Linked DNA regions of Homo sapiens: region 2 is linked to region 1. Evidence: chromatin loops called from intact Hi-C (ENCODE). Cell type or tissue: heart right ventricle. All regions are shown on one strand. Each heading gives the region's core, and the rest is flanking DNA. Links, peaks and the distances in the headings are about the cores only. Region 1 has its middle 30 kb from the start of GSTT2B. Region 2 overlaps SLC2A11 (solute carrier family 2 member 11).

Region 1 (9,845 bases), core at 1,014-9,013:
AGACGTTAGGAAAAATCTGTCAGGAAACTGAATTGAAGGGAGGAAAAACATTACCTCTTGTTGCCTTTTACCCCTTATGAAGTTTAGAATGCTCCAAATGGGAGGCGTGGATTAACTTCTTTTGAAATAGTGCTTGGTTTCCCTTTGCCTATTGGCATCTCTAAACCTTTCATTCCTGCATTGAGTGATCCCTGGATTATGGGGACTTCTTAAGTGAACAATGTGATGCTATGACAGCTACATAAAGGAACTAACTAGTAATCTTGGAGCATATAAATCATCAACAGGTAAAAAGGGCATAGCTTCTGCCAACTAACAAGCCTTGCCATCCTTTTTGACCAGGAGATTAGGTGTAAATCAAGGCTTTTAGAAGAAAGCATGCACTGTCACCAATGTTTTGGTCAACGATGGACCGAATATACAATGGTGTCCCCATCAGATTATAATGCCGGTGAGCCACCGCACCTGTCATCCTAGCACTTTGGTAGGCAGAGGCGGGTAGATCATTGAGCCCAGGAGTTTGAGACCAGTCTGGGCAACATGGTGAAATCCTGTCTCTACAAAAAATACAAAATAAACCAGTCATGGTGATGCGCACCTGTAGTCCCAGCTACTTAGAAGGCTGAGGTGGGAGACTCACCTGAGCCCAGGAAAGTCGAGACTGCGGTGAGCCATGATCATGCTACTGCACTCCAGCCAGGGCAACAGAGTGAGATCCTGTCTCAAAAAAAAAAAAAAAAAAAAGAAAGAAAGAAAAAAAAGATTATAATACCATATTTTTACTGTAGCTTTTCTATGTTTAGATATGTTTACATACAAAAATACTTATCATTGTGTGGGCTGGGTGGGCAGCCGATTGCGCAGTGCGGGGACTGATAGGCGAGCCAGTCTGGACCCCCATCCACTCACCCACCCCTCTGGGGCTACCTGAGGACTCTGACCACCCACCCCCCACCGCCTGGTGCCACCTGATGGAGCAAGATTGTCTAGCTTGGGGCCACCAACGCCGTAGATGAGGCTGCCAGGAAGGGGTTGGGGGCACACGAGCATCCCTCTCTGCCCTCGCCTCCCCCACTCCTCCACCCTGGCCTGCTGTGACTCCCTCCGGAGCCCGACGCGGACTTCCAGTAGTAGTCAGACGTTATCATCCTGTCATATTATGGAGCCATGTTCATCATGAATTTTTCCAAGCCCTGAATTATGCCGAACAAACATTTAAAAAAATGGAAAACTGTTTGAGACATAAACAGTTGTGCGATGTAATTTTAGTTGCTGGTGATGGCAGAATTCCAGCTCACAGATTGGTGCTCTCCTCTGGCTCAGACTATTTTGCTGCCATGTTTACTAATGATGTCAGAGAAGCAAGACAAGAAGACATAAAAATGGAAGGTGTAGAACCAAATTCATCGTGGTCCTTGATCCAATATGCTTATACAACCCGCCTTGAATTAAAAGAAGATAATACTGAGTGCCTGCTATCTACAGCTTGCCTTCTTCAGCTTTCACAGGCTGTAGAAGCATGTTGTAAATTTTTGTTTGTTTGTTTGTTTTGAGACAGAGTTTCGCTCTGCCGCCCAGTGTAGATCTCAGCTCACTGCAACCTCCGCCTCCCAGGTTCAAGCAATTCTCCTACTTCAGCCTCACGAGTAGCTGGGATTATAGGCGCCTGCCACCACGACCAGGTACTTTTTTGTATTTTTAGTAGAGACGGGGTTTCACCATGTTAGCCAGGCTGGTCTTGAACTCCTGACCTCAGGTGATCCGCCTGCCCTGGCCTCCCAAAGTGCTGGGATTACAGACGTGAGCCAGGGCACCAGGCCACATGTCATAAGTTTTTAATGAAACAGCTTCACCCATCCAGCTGTCTTGGAATTTGTTCTTTTGCTGATGCCTAAGGTTGTACAGATTTGCATAAAGTGGCTCACAATTATACTATTGAGCATTTCATGAAAGTAATCAGAAACCAGGAATTTGTATTATTACCAGCCAGCAAAATTGCAAAGTTCTTGACTAGTGATGACATGAACATTCCTGATGAGACAATATTGACTCCACTTCTTACTTGGGTCTGTCATGATTTGGAACAGAGATGGAAAGATCTAAGTAAACTTTTGGCTAATATTAGGCTACCTCTTCTTTCACCACAGTTCCTGGCAGACATGGAAAATAATGTACTTTTTTGGGATAATATAGAATGTCAGAAACTCATTATGGAAGCAATGAAGTACCATGTATTACCAGAGAGATGACCCACGTTACAAAGTCCTCAGGCAAAATCTAGGAAATCAACTGTTGGTACATTATTTGCAGTTGGGAGAATGGATTCAACAAAAGGAGCAACAAGCATTGAAAAGTATGACCTCTGTACAAATACATGAACTCCAGTAGCAAATATGAATGAGAGGAGGCTACAGTTTGGTGTCGCAGTGCTAGATGACAAACCGTATGTGGTTGGAGGAAGAGATGGACTGAAGACTTTGAATACTGTAGAGTGCTACAACCCCAAAACAAAAACAGGGAGTGTGGTGCCACCTATGTCCACACATAGACATGGCCTTGGTGTGGCTGTACTGGAAGGTCCCATGTATGCCGTAGGAGGGCATGAGGGCTGGGGCCATCTGAACACAGCGGAAATTTGGGACCCTCAGGCTCGCCAGTGGAATTTTGTTGCCACTGTGTCTACTCCTAGGAGCACAGTTGGTGTGGCAGTGCTAAGTGGAAAACTTAATGCAGTTGGTGGTGGTGATGCAAGTTCTTGTCTCAAATCAGTAGAATGTTTTGATCCTCATACTAGTGAGTGGACTGTTGGTAGAAGAGCTGAGGCAGGACTGGCTTGTCTGTCATAATGTAAAAGAGTCTTGAAAGATGTCCGGGGTCCACGGCCTAAAACCCCTCATGGCCTTTGGTACACCAAGCTCTGTGCCATAGGGTGGAAGGCTGCCCTGCCGCAACACAAATCTAAGCCCAGGGCATAAAACCCCGTGTGGCTTGGATGGAACCCAGGGCTCAGGGCATAAAACTCCTCATAGCCTCTGGAATGTGCACAGACTTGTTGGTTCCTTGCTTCTTACTCGTAAACATGTCCTCCATTATCTCAAGTAGCAGAGCATATTCTACATGCATCAAAGGAAGTGCTAAGCTGTCACAGCTACGCTTAATGCACCACTAGCTTTCTATCCCCACGTTCTCATGCCCTCACCTGTTTACCCTCACATCCTCACCACCTGCTTCTTTGTTTGATCACCAATAAATAGTGTGGGCTCCCAGAGCTCGGGGCCTTTGCAGCCTTCAATCTAGTGCCGGCCCCCCGGACCCACTTTATGCACTTTTAACTTATCTTTTCACATTCCTCTGACCCCGCCAGACTTTGTAGCCCCCACGGCCTGGTGTTAGGCCTGATCACCCCAACATGGACACTGTGTGCACGGATGTCAAAAAGGAGAGGTGGCATAGGAGTAACGACCCGGAGCGGACTGCTGTATGCTATAGGGGAACATGATGCTCTCACATCCAACTTGACTTCCAGACTCTCAGATTGTGTGGAGACATCTGATCCCAAAACAGACATGTGGACTACAGTAGAATCAATGAGCATCAGCAGAGATGCAGTGGAGGTCTGTTTACTTGTTGATAAGTTTTATGCTGTTGGGAGGTATGATGGACAGGCATACCTGAATACAGTGGAGGCTCATGATCCCAGACAAAGAGTGGACCCGGGTTGCTCCACTGTGCCTAGGAAGAGCTGGAGCTTGTGCTGTGACTGTAAAATTATAATTTAGTGCTCTGTTTTCTACATGAAGACACTCTCTTCCTTTATTAATTTAGTACAATTATTCTACCATCAATGGATGCATTTTTAGTAAACATGCATTGCCACAATCCTGGGCACAAAGTACCTGATCTCAAAGCAAAGATAGTAAAACAACGGAGGAAGGAGTGGATGGACCAGGATTAATTGCTTTCAATTCTTAGTAAATGAAAACCTGCAGCTGGTGGATTGTGAACAAACATTCCTGATGTAACATATTAGGACAGATGCACTGCTCTGGAACATAGCCCAGTGCTAGCTGGGGATCTCATTTATTCAGTCAAGCACATCTTACTCATGCGGGTGGCAAGCCACCCAGGTGCCGAGGCAAGAAACCGAGGGCACGAGCTGTTCCAGTATAATAAAATATATAAAATAAGAATAGTTATACTAGATATAGATCTTAGATATGATTATATATATATCATTAATCATTAGTTTGCAGCAATTATTCTTTATTCCAATATTATAATAATTCTTGCTCTACAATCATAACCTAGGAAAAACCAGGCCATACAGAGATAGGAGCTGAGGGAACATAGTGAGAAGTGACCAGAAGACGAGTGCGAGCTTTCTGTTATGCCCGGACAGGGCCACCAGAGGGCTCCTTTGTCCAGCAGTAGCGCCAGCATCTGGGAAGATGCCCGTTGCCAAGCAGACCCTGGTCTAGCGGTAGCGTCAGTGTCAAGGAAAAACACCTGCTACTTAGCAGACCGGGAAAGGGAGTCTCCCTTTCCCCAGGGGATTTTAGAGAAGACTCTACTCCTCCACCTCTTGTGGAGGGCCTGACATCAGTCAGGCCCGCCTGCAGTTATCCGGAGGCCTAACTGTCTCCCTGTGATGCTGTGCTTCAGTGGTCATGCTCCTAGTCCACCTTCATGTTCCATCCTGTACACCTGGCTCTGCCTTTTGGATAGCAGTAGCAAATTAGTGAAAGTACTAAAAGTCTCTGATAGCAGAAATAATGGTGTAAGCTCTCTCTCTCTTTCTCCTCTCTCTCTCTCTGCCTCGGCTGCCAGGGAGGGAAGGACCCCCTGTCCAGTGGACACATGACCCACGTGACCTTACCTATTATTGGAGATGGCTCACACTCCTTACCCTACCCCTTTGTCTTGTATCCAATAAATATCAACACAGCCTGGCATTTGGGGCCACTACCGGTTTCTGCATCTTGGTGGTAGTGGTCCCCTGGGCCCAGCTGTCTTTTCTCTTATCTCTTTGTCTTGTGTCTTTATTTCTACACTCTCTCATCTCCACACATGAGGAGAAAACTCACTGACCCTGTAGGGCTGGACCCTACATACTCATATCCAGATTTATTTTCTTACAGTGCAAACACACCAGATGGAACTTCTAAAATGTTGCTTTCTATAAGTTTATCATCTATGAGTTGCAGTAATTTGTTTGTTTGCTTGTTTGTTTAACCACAATCACTATTTTAATGATATACTAAACATAATACTATTTAGTTTTTTCAGAAACATCGGCATTGTATGTGTGTTGGTTGTGGATTTTGTTTCTAAAATTGGCTTAGTCCAATAAAGAAAGAAAAGCATTAAAGACTTAAAGCAATGATAACCAAATACAACCTTGATAAAATCTTTGAAGTCTATTTAAATATTCATTCCATTACATCTAGACTCACCAAAAACTGTATGTCATGATATTCTTAAGTCGAAGTTGAAACATGATGTTTCACATTAAATTTAAGATATGCAGCTTGGCGAGGTGGCTCATGCCTGTAATCCCAGCACTTTGGGAGGCCAAGGCAGATGGATCATGAGGTCAGGAGTTGGAGACCAGCCTGGCCAACATGATGAAACCCCATCTCTACTAAAAATGTAAAAATTAGCTGGGCATGGTAGTGCACGCCTGTAATCCCAGCTATTCAGGAGGCTGAGGCAGGAGAATTTCTTGAACCCAGGAGGCAGAGGTTGCAGTGAGCTGAGATTGTGCCACTACACTCTAGCCTGGGTGACAGAGTGAGACTCCATCTCAGGAAAAAATAAAATAAAAACAAATAAATTTAAGATATGCAAATTTAAATAGAGAAAATAAACGTTATATACCCTATAATGTTATTTCACCTAATTAGTACTTAATTATATGGATTTATTTTATATTATAAAAGATGTTTTGATTTTTTCTTTTGATATTGACAACATTGTTTGGATATTCTTATGTTGTCAAGGCTGCACCTGCCTCCCCTGCCTTATTTCTTATGTTTTGCCACAGTTAACCCATTGTGCTTCTTTGTAATCAAACGGTTTGGGGAGGGGGGAGAAAGGGCTTACTGAATGTCTAAAAAAACAAGTTTAAAGTGTTTGTTACCCAAAGTTTGGTGCATTTGTAAACTCTAATTACATATGTGAATGTTAATACCCTCAGTGAATTGTTATTGTTTGCAAAAATGCACTGGGCAGTAACATTTTGTGATAAATCCTACAATGCAAGATATAAGTAAAAGAAAATACTTATCATTGTGTTACACCATGTACATTATTCAGTATACTAACATGCTGTATGGGTTTGTAGCCTAGGAGCAGGTGGGCTACACAATATAGCCTAGGTGTGTAGTAGGCTATATCATCTAGGTCTGTGTAAGTACACTCTGTGATGTCTACACAACGACAAAAGTACCTAAAGATGCATTTCTCAGAATGCATCCCTGTCATTAAGCAATGCCTGACTGCACTGCTAACCACCTACACTGCCATCAAGTTGGGGAAAAGTCCTCCTGGATTCATGTGAATTACACCAAGATAGACCCAGATCAGCACTCTGAGGACAACTGGAAGACCCTCCCTACAGGTGACCTTAAAGTAACGATTTCCCAGACTGGTTCCCAGGCCTCAGAAGCAGATGACATTTTAAAGTAGACAGCTTTCCTCAAGATCATGGATCAAGAAACTTCACTTCCACCTGTTTTCTCACATTGGGCCTCCTTGTCCAAAAAGCAAAAACCAAAAGAACCTCTTCCTTTTAATGAAGCCTCCTTTTTCTCTGGCCATTTATTAAAAAGCTGACTGGAAATTGCTTGTCTCAATCCTGTCCTCTGATTCTCCCTCTGATCCTACACTATGGGTTCTCTTTGAGGTGGTGTCTCATTCTTAGTAACCCTTACTGTTTTCTCAACAGGTCAAAAACAGAGCTGACACCCCGTTACACCAACTCTCCAAATCTTGTCCACTTTAATTAATCTGATTACTGGTTATGTCAACATCTAGATCATGCAGAAGAACTTGAACCGATTTTCATTCCTGCCAATGCCAGGACTCGGTGGGCCAACTATGAAAACTGGGTATGTGACAGGGTGTGGCATCCACAACTGAGAAAACAACATCACTTTACTTCTTCTTTTGATGGATTAATTGGACATGGACAAACCTCTATGGAAGCTCAAGGTCTGTCCTGTGCTCAGGTAGTCATTAAATGAAGGAAATTTGCTGGGTATGGTGGCTCAAGCCTGTAATCTCAACACTTTGGCAGGCAGAGGTGGGCAGATTGCTTAAGCTCAGGAGTTGAGACCAGCTTGACCAACATGGTGAAACCCTATCTCTACACAAAACACACAAAAAATTAGTAGAGTGTGGTGGTGGGCACCTGTGGTCCCAGCTACTCAGGAGGCTGAGGTGGAAGAATCGCTTGAGCCCGGGAGGTGGAGAATGCAGTGAGCTGTGATCACACCACTGCACTTCAGCCTGGGCAACAGAGCAAGACCCTATCTTAAAAAAAAAGAAAATGTTCCCTTTGTTTTAAAAACAAGTATAGTGCTGAATGATTTATAGGTGACATAGCAAGATGATATTACAGTTGAATCCTGTGATTTGGTTCCACAGGTGGCATCCTCAAGCCTCCCATGAAGGTTATAGAAGGTTCTGGCACTGACTCTTATGGTACAAACACTTGTCATATCACTGGATGTTACAGTAAGCTCACAAGCCACCCTTGTATAATATGGGGTAGCTCATCTGCTCTCTTCATTAGGCTGCCAAACACTAGACATTAAATACGGGTAGACCAAAAATCTGGACAAACTTGGTCACATAACAAAACCAAGCCACAGACATGTCAAGGCCAAACTGCAGGCCTCCTATATTAGATATTTTGCAACCCATTCTCCTACAGACTGACAAAGACACATGGAAGATGGATGTGTGCAGATGCCTACATGATAGGTGACAAGACACCAGCCCCCAACCTGGTGGGTCATGAGTTCCACTCTGAACTTATCTGTGAACAACATTGGTCTTTTTATCTTATGTGGCAACAGATTATATAAAGGTTCTCACCTAAATGGTCAGGTCAATGTAGAATTGGATACCCAACACCTTCTATCACCAGGTGTCACTTTAAATGTCAGCCAAATTACAAACTTGGGCTCTTTTATACACAAAGTAATACCACATGAACATACTAGATATGACATCAGGGAAAACCCACTTGTATGTTACAATTCTAAGTTATTTTCAGTATTGAGATCCTTTTTTCCAGGCGTTGGAAATTATGTGACAGAAAGGGCAGTTCTAAATCTTTCCATAATAATAGAACAAGAGTTCAATATTACTCTGCAAAAATTGGTAGCACTCGGCCGGGCGCGGTGGCTCACTCCTGTAATCCCAGCACTTTGGGAGGCCGAGGCAGGTGGATCATGAGGTCAGGAGATCGAGACCATCCTGGCTAACATGGTGAAACCCCGTCTCTCCTAAAAATACAAAAAATTAGCCAGGCGTGGTTGCAGGCACCTGTAGTCCCAGCTACTCGGGAGGCTGAGGTCAGAGAATGGCCTGAATCCGGGAGGTGGAGCTTGCATTGAGCTGAGATCACGCCACTGCACTCCAGACTGGGTGACAGAGTGAAACTCCATCTCAAAAAACAAACGAAAAAAAAATTGGTAGCACTCCAATTAGAAGTTAATAGTTTAGGAATTTATGGCCCAGGTAGGGGCAGTCTCTCTTGGATCAGCAAGTCCTCAGGATGTCAAAGCAGTCCGGGCGCGGTGATCCACACCTGAAATCCTAGCACCTTGGGAGACTGAGATGGGAGACTCACTTAAGGCCAGCACTGGGCAACATGGCAAGACACCAGCTCTACAACAACAACAACAAAAAATTAAAAATTAGATGGGTGTGGTGGTACATGCCTGTAGTTCCAGCTGCTCAGGAGGCTGAGGCAGGAGGATCACTAGAGCCCAGAAGGTCAAGGCTGCAGTGAGCTATAACTGCACCACTGACTCCAGCCTTGGTGACAGAGCGAGACCCTGTCTCAAAAAACAAAACAAAATGTATGAATGAACCTAGGAAATCAATCAACCATAATAAAAAGTTTAATTAAAAGTAATGGCAAATCAGGCGTTGTGGCTCACGCCTGTAATCTCAGCACTTTGGGAGGCCAAGGCAAGTGGATCACTTGAGGCCAGGAGTTCAAGACCAGCCTGGCCAACATGGTGAAATCCTGTCTTTACTAAAAATACAAAAATTAGCTGGGCATGGTGGCCTGCACCTGTACTCCCAGCTACTTGGGAGGTTAAAGCAGGAGAATCGCTTGAAGCCAGGAGGTGGAGGTTGCAGTGAGGTGAGATTGCGCCACTGCACTCCAGCCTGGGTGACAGAGTGAGACCCTGTCTCAAATAAATAAATAAATAAATAAATAAAATAAAAGTAATGGCAAAAACCATGATTACTTTTAGACCAACCTAATATAATTGCACCACTGCACTCCAGCCTGGCAGAGTGAGACCCTGTCTCTACAAAAATGTAAAATAAACTTAAAAAATGTCAAAGCGTGATAAAGTACAGGACATAAAGACCATGATTAATCTAACACCCATCACTCCAATCTTTGCCTCTGTTCTGGCATTCCCCTATGTGTCTTCGCATCACCCTCCTTCTGGGTGACTCCTTTATGTTGTATTTTTTTGTTTTGTTTGGGTTTTTTTGTTAGTTTGTTTTGAGACAGAGTCTTGCTCTGTTGCCCAGGCTGGAGTGTAGTGGTGTGATCTTGGCTCACTGTTACCTCTGCCTCCCAAGTTCGTACC
Region 2 (9,845 bases), core at 1,169-9,168, 53 kb before region 1:
GGTTTGTCCCTCCTTCTTAGAGGAAGGGGACCAAGGTGCAGCAATTTGTCATGCACTTTGGAGAAAATACGCTGCCACCTCTTAGTCCTCTAGACCTCAGGAACTTCGTTGGAGTGGCAGCCCCCTATCTCGTTATTAATCTTCTACTCTTTGTCACACTGTGCCTTACCAAGACTTCTAGTGCACTTGCTGCTTCCTCTTCTCCAGGTCCTTTCTGTGTGAACTCATCAAAATAGTGGGACAGCAGCATGTCCTGTGGGATGCACAGCTCCCTGTGGAATGGACTGTGGCCTGCAGCTGGGCAGCTGCTATATCCTTTTTATTTTTTTTGCGACGGAGTCTCGCTCTATCACCCAGGCTAGAGTGCAATGGCATGATCTCGGCTCACTGCAACCTCCGCCTCCCGGGTTCAAGAGATTCTCCTGCCTCAGCCTCCTGAGTAGCTGGGATTACAGGCACGTGCCACCACGCCCTGCTAAATTTTGTATTTTTAGTAGAGACGGGGTTTCACTATGTTGGTCAGGCTGGTCCCGAACCCCTGACCTCAGGTGATCCACCCGCCTCGGCCCCCTCAAGCTACTGATTACAGACACGTGTGTGTGTGTGTGTGTGTGTGTGTGCACGCGTGTGTGTAGCATGGTGGGGGGAGCACAGTGCAAGACCTTGAATTTATTTATTATTTATTTATTAGACGGGTTCAAGCGATTCTCCTGCCTCAGCCTCCCCACTACCTGGGATTACAGGTGCCTGCCACCATGCCTGGCTAATTTTTGTATTTTTAGTAGAGATGGGGTTTCACCATGTTGGCCAGGCTGGTCTCGAACTTCTGACCTCGTGATCCCCCCACCTCAGCCTCCAAAAATGCTGGGATTATAGGCGTGAGCTGCTGCACCCAGCTGCTGCTATATACTTAAGGCAGATCGGAGGAGGTATATGACTGTTCCAGCAAGGTGAATGCTAAGTGTTTTTGGCAATGTCTGTGTATTGAAATGGAGCAAAATGCACTCACTAGATTGAAGTACTTAATTATTATTAATGGATTTATTAATTCCAGTGAGGAAAATGTATATTATTGTAATTATAATTATTAGTTACAATTGGAGTTACCACTGGATCGAGTTTGTTATAATCTACTGTCATTTTTCATTCTCTAGACACAAGAGACCTAAGCTTTGGCTCATATTTTATCACCAATGTGCTGGTGACTTTGAGCAGAACACTGGCCACTTCTGGTCTTCAGTTTCCCTCTCAGTACAGTGAGCTATATGATCACAGTGAGCTCTCCTGGGTGATCTGTATGGCAGCACTTCTGAGCTCAATATGAGGAGCCAAAGCTAATGCTTCATCATGATGGAGCAGGTGACATTTCCAATGTCCCCTCCTTGGGTTGGTGTCTGTCCCATTGACCAAGGCATTGAGATATACAGCCATTCTGAGTTGTGAGAAGTGACTCTGTAATACATGGAGGAAAATATAAGGAAACTCTACTTGACTATCTATACGTCTCTTCCTTCACTCTTAAAGTCCCTGTTCTTCCTCCCTGGAGTTTTATTGAATCTGAGAAATTACATATTAGTACCTTCATTGTTGCTGTTGAGACAGGGTCTCACTCTGTCACCGAGGCTGGAGTGCAGTGGCGTGATCATGGCTCACTGCAGCCTCGTACTCTTGGGCTCTAGCAATCCTCCCACCTCAGCCTCCTGAGTAGCTGAAATTACAGGCGTGCGCCATCATGCATGGCTAATTTTTTTTTTTTTTTGAGATGGAATTTTGCTCTTGTTGCCCAGGCTGGAGTGCAATGGCGCAATCTTGGCTCACCACAACCTCTACCTCTCGGGTTCAAGCGACTCTCCTGCCTCAGTCTCGAGTAGCTGGGATTACAGGCATGTGCCACCATGCCTGGCTAATTTTGTATTTTTTTTAGTAGAGACAGGGTTTCTCCATGTTGGTCAAGCTGGTCTCAAACTCCTGACCTTAGGTGATCCACCCACCTCAGCATCCCAAAGTGCTGGGATTACAGGCGTGAGCCACCGCGCCCAGCCTAATTTTTTTTGTATTTTTTGTAGAGATAGGGTTTCATCATGTTGACCTGCCTGGTCTCCTGGGATCAGGTGATCTGCCCGCTTCAACCTCCCAAAGTGTTGGGATTAAAGGCATGAGCCACCATGCCCAGCCCAATTTTTACAGATATTTTAAAAATTATGTGTTACAACAGACGTGTAAGTGTAGGAGCTCTCATCTCATTTGACAGCAAGGATACCAGGACTCAAAGTAGTTAATGGCATACTACATACATTTGTGTGTGTGTCTAATTAAGGCTTGTTACAGTTGCAAAGAGTGGTCCCCAGGGATGGTCCCGCTGGACTGAATCACAGCCTCTCTTTCTGTGTGTTTCACTTCCCCCAAGGAAGAAGTCCCTCCTGGTGAATAACATCTTTGTGGTGTCAGCAGCAATCCTGTTTGGATTCAGCCGCAAAGCAGGCTCCTTTGAGATGATCATGCTGGGAAGACTGCTCGTGGGAGTCAATGCAGGTATGGGGTGGGGGCTTCTCATCCTGCCTCTCTATGCCTATTAATTAATAAATTCATTAATTCCTTTTATTTCATTTCTTCCTTCATTTCCTCCCTTTATTCATTCATTTATTTTTTATTTATGCCTACCTTTGTCACAAAAGGATGTAGTATAGTTTATCTTAAAGGGCTCATATAACTAGATATTTAAAGTAGGTACAGAACAATGGAAAAGTTGTGTAGGGGTGGGGGAATAAGCATCTCCAAACTTAACACTAATACAGGTCCCATGTTTGAGTAACACTCTAAGCCATGAGCTTCCTGGTAGCCAACGTGTAAAGGGATATAGGATGAGTTTTCTGATCTTCTCTCAGAAGCAGAATGGCCTGTTAGGTACTCCTCGATTTCTGGGGCTTTTCATGTGAGAGAGCAGAATTTTGAGCACATCCACCTGGGTTTTTAGGGGCTCCAACCAACAAGTCATCTCTTGACGCCCTACTGTTTATACAGCCCAGTGGTGATGTTATCTATATGATGCTATCTATATTAGTTATCTATTTGTGTGAAACAAATAACCCCAAAATTAAGTGACTTAAAATAATCAACATTTATAATCTCACAGTTTCTGTGGGCCAGGAACCCAGGAATGTCTTAGGTAGGTGGCTCTGGCTTGGGGTCTCTGACGGGGCTGTGCTCAAGCTGTCAGGGCTGCAGACATCAGAAGGGTTGGCTGGGGCTGGAGGATCCACTTCCAAGATGCTCCCTCACGTGCCATTGGCAGGAGGTCTCAGCTGCCCACTTTGGGGGGCTCTCCACAGAGCTGCTTGAGGATCTTCACAACATGGCAGCTGGCTTCTTCCAGAGTGATCTGAGGGGGTGAGGAGGGGAGGGAGAGAGAGGGAGACAGGGAGACAGAGAGAGGGCATGCACAAGGAGAAGTCCAGGTGCTTTTTATGTCCTAATTCCAGAGGTCATACACCATTATTCTGCTCATTAGAAGTGAGTTACTAAGAGTAGCCCACGATCCAGGGGAAAGGAACCAGGTCAGACTTTGTCTTCATGTCCCAAGTACCCATCAGAGAAGGAATCCCCAGCTAAATGTTTGTAGGAAGAGCAGGGGCACCTCCGAGACTCCTTGGCAATCAGCATAGCTGCCTTCCTTCCAGTTATCTTTGCCCAACTCGTAGATAGAGGGGCAGGACCTTGATGGGAGAACCCCTAGGTCAGGGAGGGCATACTGCATTCCCAGGGGCGTGACACCACAACACAGTGGCCTCTTAGCTTTTGCCATTTGTCACCCTCTGGGAGGGCGCTGGGGTGCTCTCCAGCTCTCTGTTTTCCTGAGGGCAGTGTAGGTGCCAGGGTCTTCCCTGGGGGAGCCAGGGTGAGGTGAGAGCAGCTGTAGTGATCAATGAAGGAATTGACATGAGTGCTGGGACAGCTGGTAGGCATCCAGGATGTGGTCCTACCTTCCTCCTCCCACCCCCCCGCACAGCCCCGTCAGAGTCCTTCACACTCGGGTCCCAGTGATGGGACCTAGGAAGAGCCCATGAACATGTGGTACTGTGGCCAGGGACCAGGATGGGAGCGGATCTGAGAAAGCCCTCCCTCAGAAGTTCTGAAGAGTAGAGTTGGGATCCTGTTGGCCCTTCATCAGGTGAAGCAGAACCCCTGAGTGTGGGGGGTGAGGGATCAGCCCTCAGTGCCAGGATCCAGTTGAGTGGCTGGACAGTGCTGAGTGGGGCAGGGGAGACAGGCTGGGTGTCGTGGAGTGGGGGTCCCAGCTGGTGGCTGACGTGCCTCTGCTGTGCACACGTCCAGGTGTGAGCATGAACATCCAGCCCATGTACCTGGGGGAGAGCGCCCCTAAGGAGCTCCGAGGAGCTGTGGCCATGAGCTCAGCCATCTTTACGGCTCTGGGGATCGTGATGGGACAGGTGGTCGGACTCAGGTAAGCACCCCTCCCCCACATGCATTGAGTATTTCGGAGATACCAGTAAAAGCGTTTCTTCACCTAAATGTCTCCCCTACCCACTAGTAGATTAAAGCATTATTGCTTTGCATGAAGGCATCGAATCCTCTATCCACATCTCTGCTGCCAATTCACGAAATGGGTATCAGTCAACACACTGCAATGTGAATCACCTTTTCCCATCCTCTCCAGGTCAGGGAGCAAAGAACAGGTCTTCACAGAGGAGAGGGTGAAGATTTGGGCTTTCAAAGACAAACGTGTTCCAGTCATTCCAGAAAAAAGAGGAGAAGGCAGAGCCTGGACCCTTGGGAAGAGGAGTTGCTAGGGATGAGGTGGGGCAGTGGCCCTGTCCTCTCTTGGTCCCAACCTGGGTGGGAGGGATCTTGATGTTCAGACCCAGACTTGGATAGGAAGAGGCACGGGGCAATTGCAGACTCCCTGCAGGGAGGTGTGTAGGTGGGCAGGAGAGCAGGGTGGTAGGACTCTGGCAAAGAGGCATCTGGCCTGGCCTCTCCTCTGCCTCCTTAGGGAGCTCCTAGGTGGCCCTCAGGCCTGGCCCCTGCTGCTGGCCAGCTGCCTGGTGCCCGGGGCGCTCCAGCTCGCCTCCCTGCCTCTGCTCCCTGAAAGCCCGCGCTACCTCCTCATTGACTGTGGAGACACCGAGGCCTGCCTGGCAGGTGAGTCTCTGTCCTTGGGCTCCCAGACTGCCCTTGACCAAGGGATGCATCTCCCCAGAGTATACGGGTCCCCATTTCATAGGTTTCATTTATCAAGGAAAAGCTATCCCTCTCTTTGTGCCTCAATTTCATGATCTGCCTATACCTGCCTTCAATCAGAACTCTATCAAGTGGTTGTCCTAACTGCCAGGCAGCAGAATGGATCAGACCTAGCCACTGTTACTCAAGAACTCCAGAGCGGTGCGGAGAAACACACGCGCACACACACGGTGAAACACCTGTGCAAGACCTCACCTACCCAGTGCCAACTGGGTGATGGTCATCTTATATCAGTTAACTTTGGCTACAGTAAGAATGCCTAAGGAACAATCGCAACATTTCTGCTTTAAAGCAACAATTATTTACTGCTTCTTTTATTCATGTACTTGCCTGGCTGGCTGCACAGCTCTGCTGATCTCAGCTGGGCTAGTTCACAGTGTGGGGCGGGGGAGGGGGGCAGTGGTGAGGTTCAGCTGCTGGTTGGCCGGTCTAGGCTGGTCTGGACTGGAGCCATTCAGCTTTGCTGCACTTTCTGTCCTCTCACTTTTGGTACCAACGAGTTAGCCTAGGAATAGCATGGTGATGGCAGAGAAACAAGAAAGCAAATCCAGTTGCATAAGCGCTTTCCAAACCTTTGGTTCCCTCGTGCCATTAACATTCCATTGGCCAAAGCGAGTCAGTCATACTGCCAAATCCCAAGTCAAGGGATGGGAAAATTGATGGCATATCCTCTCCCATCGCAAGGGCTGTGGATTTAAGGAGGGGTGAAGACCGGGGCCCATTAGTGTACTCTTCTCTGTCACCATGGCCGCAATTATTACTTATGTCTCTCCTCTGTGCAAAATGTGTTCAGTCCCATCCCAGGATCCCCCAAAGTCTCATCCAATCATGGCATCGGGCTTGAAGTCCCAGATCTTACGCCACATTAAGTCTATATGGGCCTTTTCTTGATCCAGAAACCTAGGATCTAGAAAGATGAGTCTTCTTCCCTTCCCACACTCAGCATGCAATGGTAAAAAGTAAGATGAGGTAACCAAAATTAATGCTCTCATTTCAAAAACGAGGAAGCAAGGCAGGCACAGTGCAGTCACTAATCTATAACAATTCTGAAGCGCCCCTAGGAAAATATGGCCATGTCCCCTGCCTTGGGGGTAGGGAGTATTCTTTGTTCAAGTTCCAGCTCTGTCCCCTACCCCCTATGAAGGGCACCCCAGGCCATGGTTCTTTTATTTTTTTTATTTTTTTTATCTTTTAGAGACAGGTTCTCGCTTGTCCAGGCTGGAGTGCTGTGGCTGTTCATAGGCATGACGCCATTGTTGATCAGCACGGAAGTTTTCTTCTTTTTTGTTCTTGTTTTTTTGGTTTTGTTTGGGACAGGGTCTCACTCTGTCGCCCAGGCTGGAGTGGTGTGATCTCAGCTCACTGCAACCTCCACCTCCCAGGCCCAATCAATTCTCCCACCTCAGCCTCCTGAGTAGCTGGGACTACTGGCCCGTGCCACCACGCTTGGCTAATTTTTTTTTATTATTGTATTTTTTGTAAAGATGGAGTTTCACCTCTTTGCCTGGGCAGGTCTCAAACTCCTGAGATCAAATGATCCTCCCCCCTTGGCCTCCCAAAGTGCGTGGATTATAGGCATGAGCCATTGTATCTGGCTAGCATGGGAGTTTTGAACTGTCCCATTTCCAACCTGGGCCAGTGCATTCCTCCTTAGGCAGCCTGGTGGTCCCTGCTCCTGGGATGTCACTATATTGATGCTGAACTTAGTGCAGACACCTGATCTGCCTAGCGTACTACAACCCAGAGCTCCTGGGCCCAGGCGATCCTCCTGTCTCAGCCTCCTGAGTAGCTGGGACTCTAGGCACACACCACTATGCGTGGCTCTCCATGCTTCTTGGGTCTACCCTCTGAGATGTTTTTCCTTTTCTTTCACCTTCCTTGATTCCTTCTGAAGAGGGCGTTGCACAATGTGCTGCTTTTGATGGTTGAGCAAATTTCTCAGCCTCCTTCCTGCCTATAGAGAGTTGGGGCAGGCTGGGCGCCAGCTCACGCCTGTAATCCCAGGGAGGCTGAGGCGGGCAGATCACGAGGTCAAGACATCAAGACCAGCCTGGCCAACATGGTGAAACCCCATCTCTACTAACAATACAAAAATTAGCTGGGTATGGTGGCACGTACCTGTAGTCCCAGCTACTAGGGAGGCTGAGGCAGGAGAATTGCTTGAACCCGAGAGGCGGAGGTTGCAGTGGCAGGAGAATTGCTTGAACCCGAGAGGCGGAGGTTGCAGTGAGCCAAGATTGTGCCAGTGCACACTGCACTCCAGCCTGGTGACAGAGTGAGACTCCATCTCAAAAAAAAAAAAAAAAAAAAGAAAAGAAAAGAAAACAAAGTTGGGGCACAGAAGTCTTTATATTTCAAATTGTCCTGGTCTTTTTTTTGTCCAAACTGGCAGAGCTTTTGCCAATACAACTTTCTCAAAAATGATGTGAATTTTCTATGTATTCGAGGTTTTTTCATGTGTCAACAAACCACGCTCACAATTATTTTTGAGACAGGCTTCTCTCCCAAGGCCTAATTGCTGGTATTTAGGGTATGTCAGGCTACCGTGAATCAACGCCCTCAAGCCTCCTAAATGCCCCCTTTTCTAGTTGTGAGGGTCTGTGAGGCACTGCTTTAAGCTATACCCTTGATTTGATCTTTACTATGAGTCCATGGCTTCCTGGCAGTGCTCTGGATTTGATCTTTGCTCACAGGCTGTTACTTAATTTGGGATTCTTTTGCTAGCTGGAGAGGATAGAGGCGAGAAAACATTTTTTGTTGTTGTTTTCAACTAACCCAGTGTTTCTGAAATATGCTACGTTTAATTAAATTTTGTTGCCTCTGAATTCTGCTTGCAAACTGGCCAGTTATTTTCTGAGCTAATTCTTCATGTCTTACAGCAAGCTTAGAATATGCATCTAACAGCAACCAGTTCATGCTTTCAACATTTGGAGTTTTCTTTGCTCAAGTCCATAAGTTCACTGAGCCCATTTTCTTTCTTCCGTGTTACTGCACTATATAACATAGCTTTTCATTTCTCCAGCCTCATCGCCGTCCTCTGCCTCGTCTTGGAACTGATACCATATTTCACAGGTCTTTGTTACGGTAGCACCAACTCCTGGTGCCAATTTATTGATCAGCTTTCTATTGCTGACTAATAGATGATCATAACATCTCGGTGGTAAAGAAACAAAAAAAGCAATTATTTAGCCTAAGCCTCTAAGTCCTCTGGGCTGGGCTGATCTAGGATGGTTCTGGCTGATGGCTCTGCTGATCTTGGTCATTCCTGCAACTGCAGCTCAGCTGGGCATTGGCTGGCTGATCTAGAATAGTCCCAGTGAGGGTGGCTTAGCTGGGCCCCTTTGGCTGTCCATGTCTTGTCATCCTCCTGGCTAGCCTGGAATGTTCTCATGAAGGCAGAAGAGCAAGTAGAAGTGAGCAAGGCCTCTTAAGGCTTAGGCTGGAACATGGTACGCCCTCACTGCAGCCTCATCCTATTGGCCGAGCCCAGAGCCAGGAGCAGGGATGTAGGCAGTACTTGCCCCTTTAGTGGGAGGAACTGCAAAATCACACAGCAAGCAGTGTGGGTGCAGGGAGGGGTGAAGAATTGGGTTTGATAATGTGCTGCAATAGTCATGTCCTGTCTGATATGTCCGCAGAACCCTGCGTTTCTTTCTAAAGCCTTTTTTCATCCATGGTGGCAACACCGCAACAGCCCTGAGAAATGTCAGGGCAAGGAAGATCATCTCCATCTGACCAGGGAGGCAAACAGAGACAGAGAGATTGAGAGAGACAGAGGCAGAGAGAGAGAAACACACACACACACAGACAGACACAGAGACAGAGAGATTGAGAGAGACAGAGGCAGAGAGAGAGAGAAACACACACACACACAGACACAGAGACAGAGAGATTGAGAGAGACAGAGGCAGAGAGAGAGAAACACACACACACACAGACACAGAGACAGAGAGATTGAGAGAGACAGAGGCAGAGAGAGAGAGAAACACACACACACACACACACACAGAGACAGAGAGATTGAGAGAGACAGAGGCAGAGAGAGAGAGAAACACACACACAGACACAGAGACAGAGAGATTGAGAGGCAGAGAGAGAAACACACACACACACAGAGACACACACAGAGACAGAGAGATTGAGAAAGACAGGCAGAGAGAGAGAGAAACACACACACACAGACACAGAGACAGAGAGATTGAGAGAGACAGAGGCAGAGAGAGAGAGAAACACACACACACACACAGACACAGAGACAGAGAGATTGAGAGGCAGAGAGAGAAACACACACACACACAGAGACACACACAGAGACAGAGAGATTGAGAGAGACAGAGGCAGAGAGAGAGACACACACACACACAGACAGACTCAGAGACAGAGAGTGAGCCAAGAAGGAAAGGAATGGTGGGATGGAGGGGGGCGTCCCTGTAGGGGGACCAAAGAGGGGCTTGGGGACGGGGAGCTCAGTACCCTCCTCCCTGGCTCAGCACTACGGCGGCTCCGGGGCTCCGGGGACTTGGCAGGGGAGCTGGAGGAGCTGGAGGAGGAGCGCGCTGCCTGCCAGGGCTGCCGTGCCCGGCGCC

The links. Hi-C counts contacts between places; a loop is a spot of excess contacts. Peaks named below come from ENCODE experiments on the same cell type or tissue, not always from the same donor. Only the 100,000 strongest peaks of a DNase experiment are listed, where the experiment ranks them.
Region 2: a loop joins it to region 1, with 6 times the contacts of the local background. A loop is called at or near these places in 4 of 110 quality-filtered maps.

What each region holds. Positions count from the first base shown.
Region 1 is chr22:23,925,804-23,935,648 of GRCh38, forward strand. It overlaps the pseudogene KLHL5P1. Among named protein-coding and RNA genes, the nearest start is that of GSTT2B, 30 kb to the right of the region's middle. In heart right ventricle, for the core only: a CTCF peak has its summit at 4,404 (motif pointing right); a DNase peak (open chromatin) is centred at 4,433.
Region 2 is chr22:23,872,710-23,882,554 of GRCh38, forward strand. It overlaps SLC2A11 (solute carrier family 2 member 11), which reads left to right. Exons shown (of 12, transcript NM_001024939.4): 4 at 2,408-2,532; 5 at 4,333-4,462; 6 at 5,012-5,160; 7 at 9,750-9,845. It also overlaps the pseudogene RN7SL268P. Among named protein-coding and RNA genes, the nearest start is that of MIF, 17 kb to the right of the region's middle. In heart right ventricle, for the core only: no CTCF peak of the experiment used is centred there; a DNase peak (open chromatin) is centred at 5,702; H3K27ac peaks cover 1,172 bases.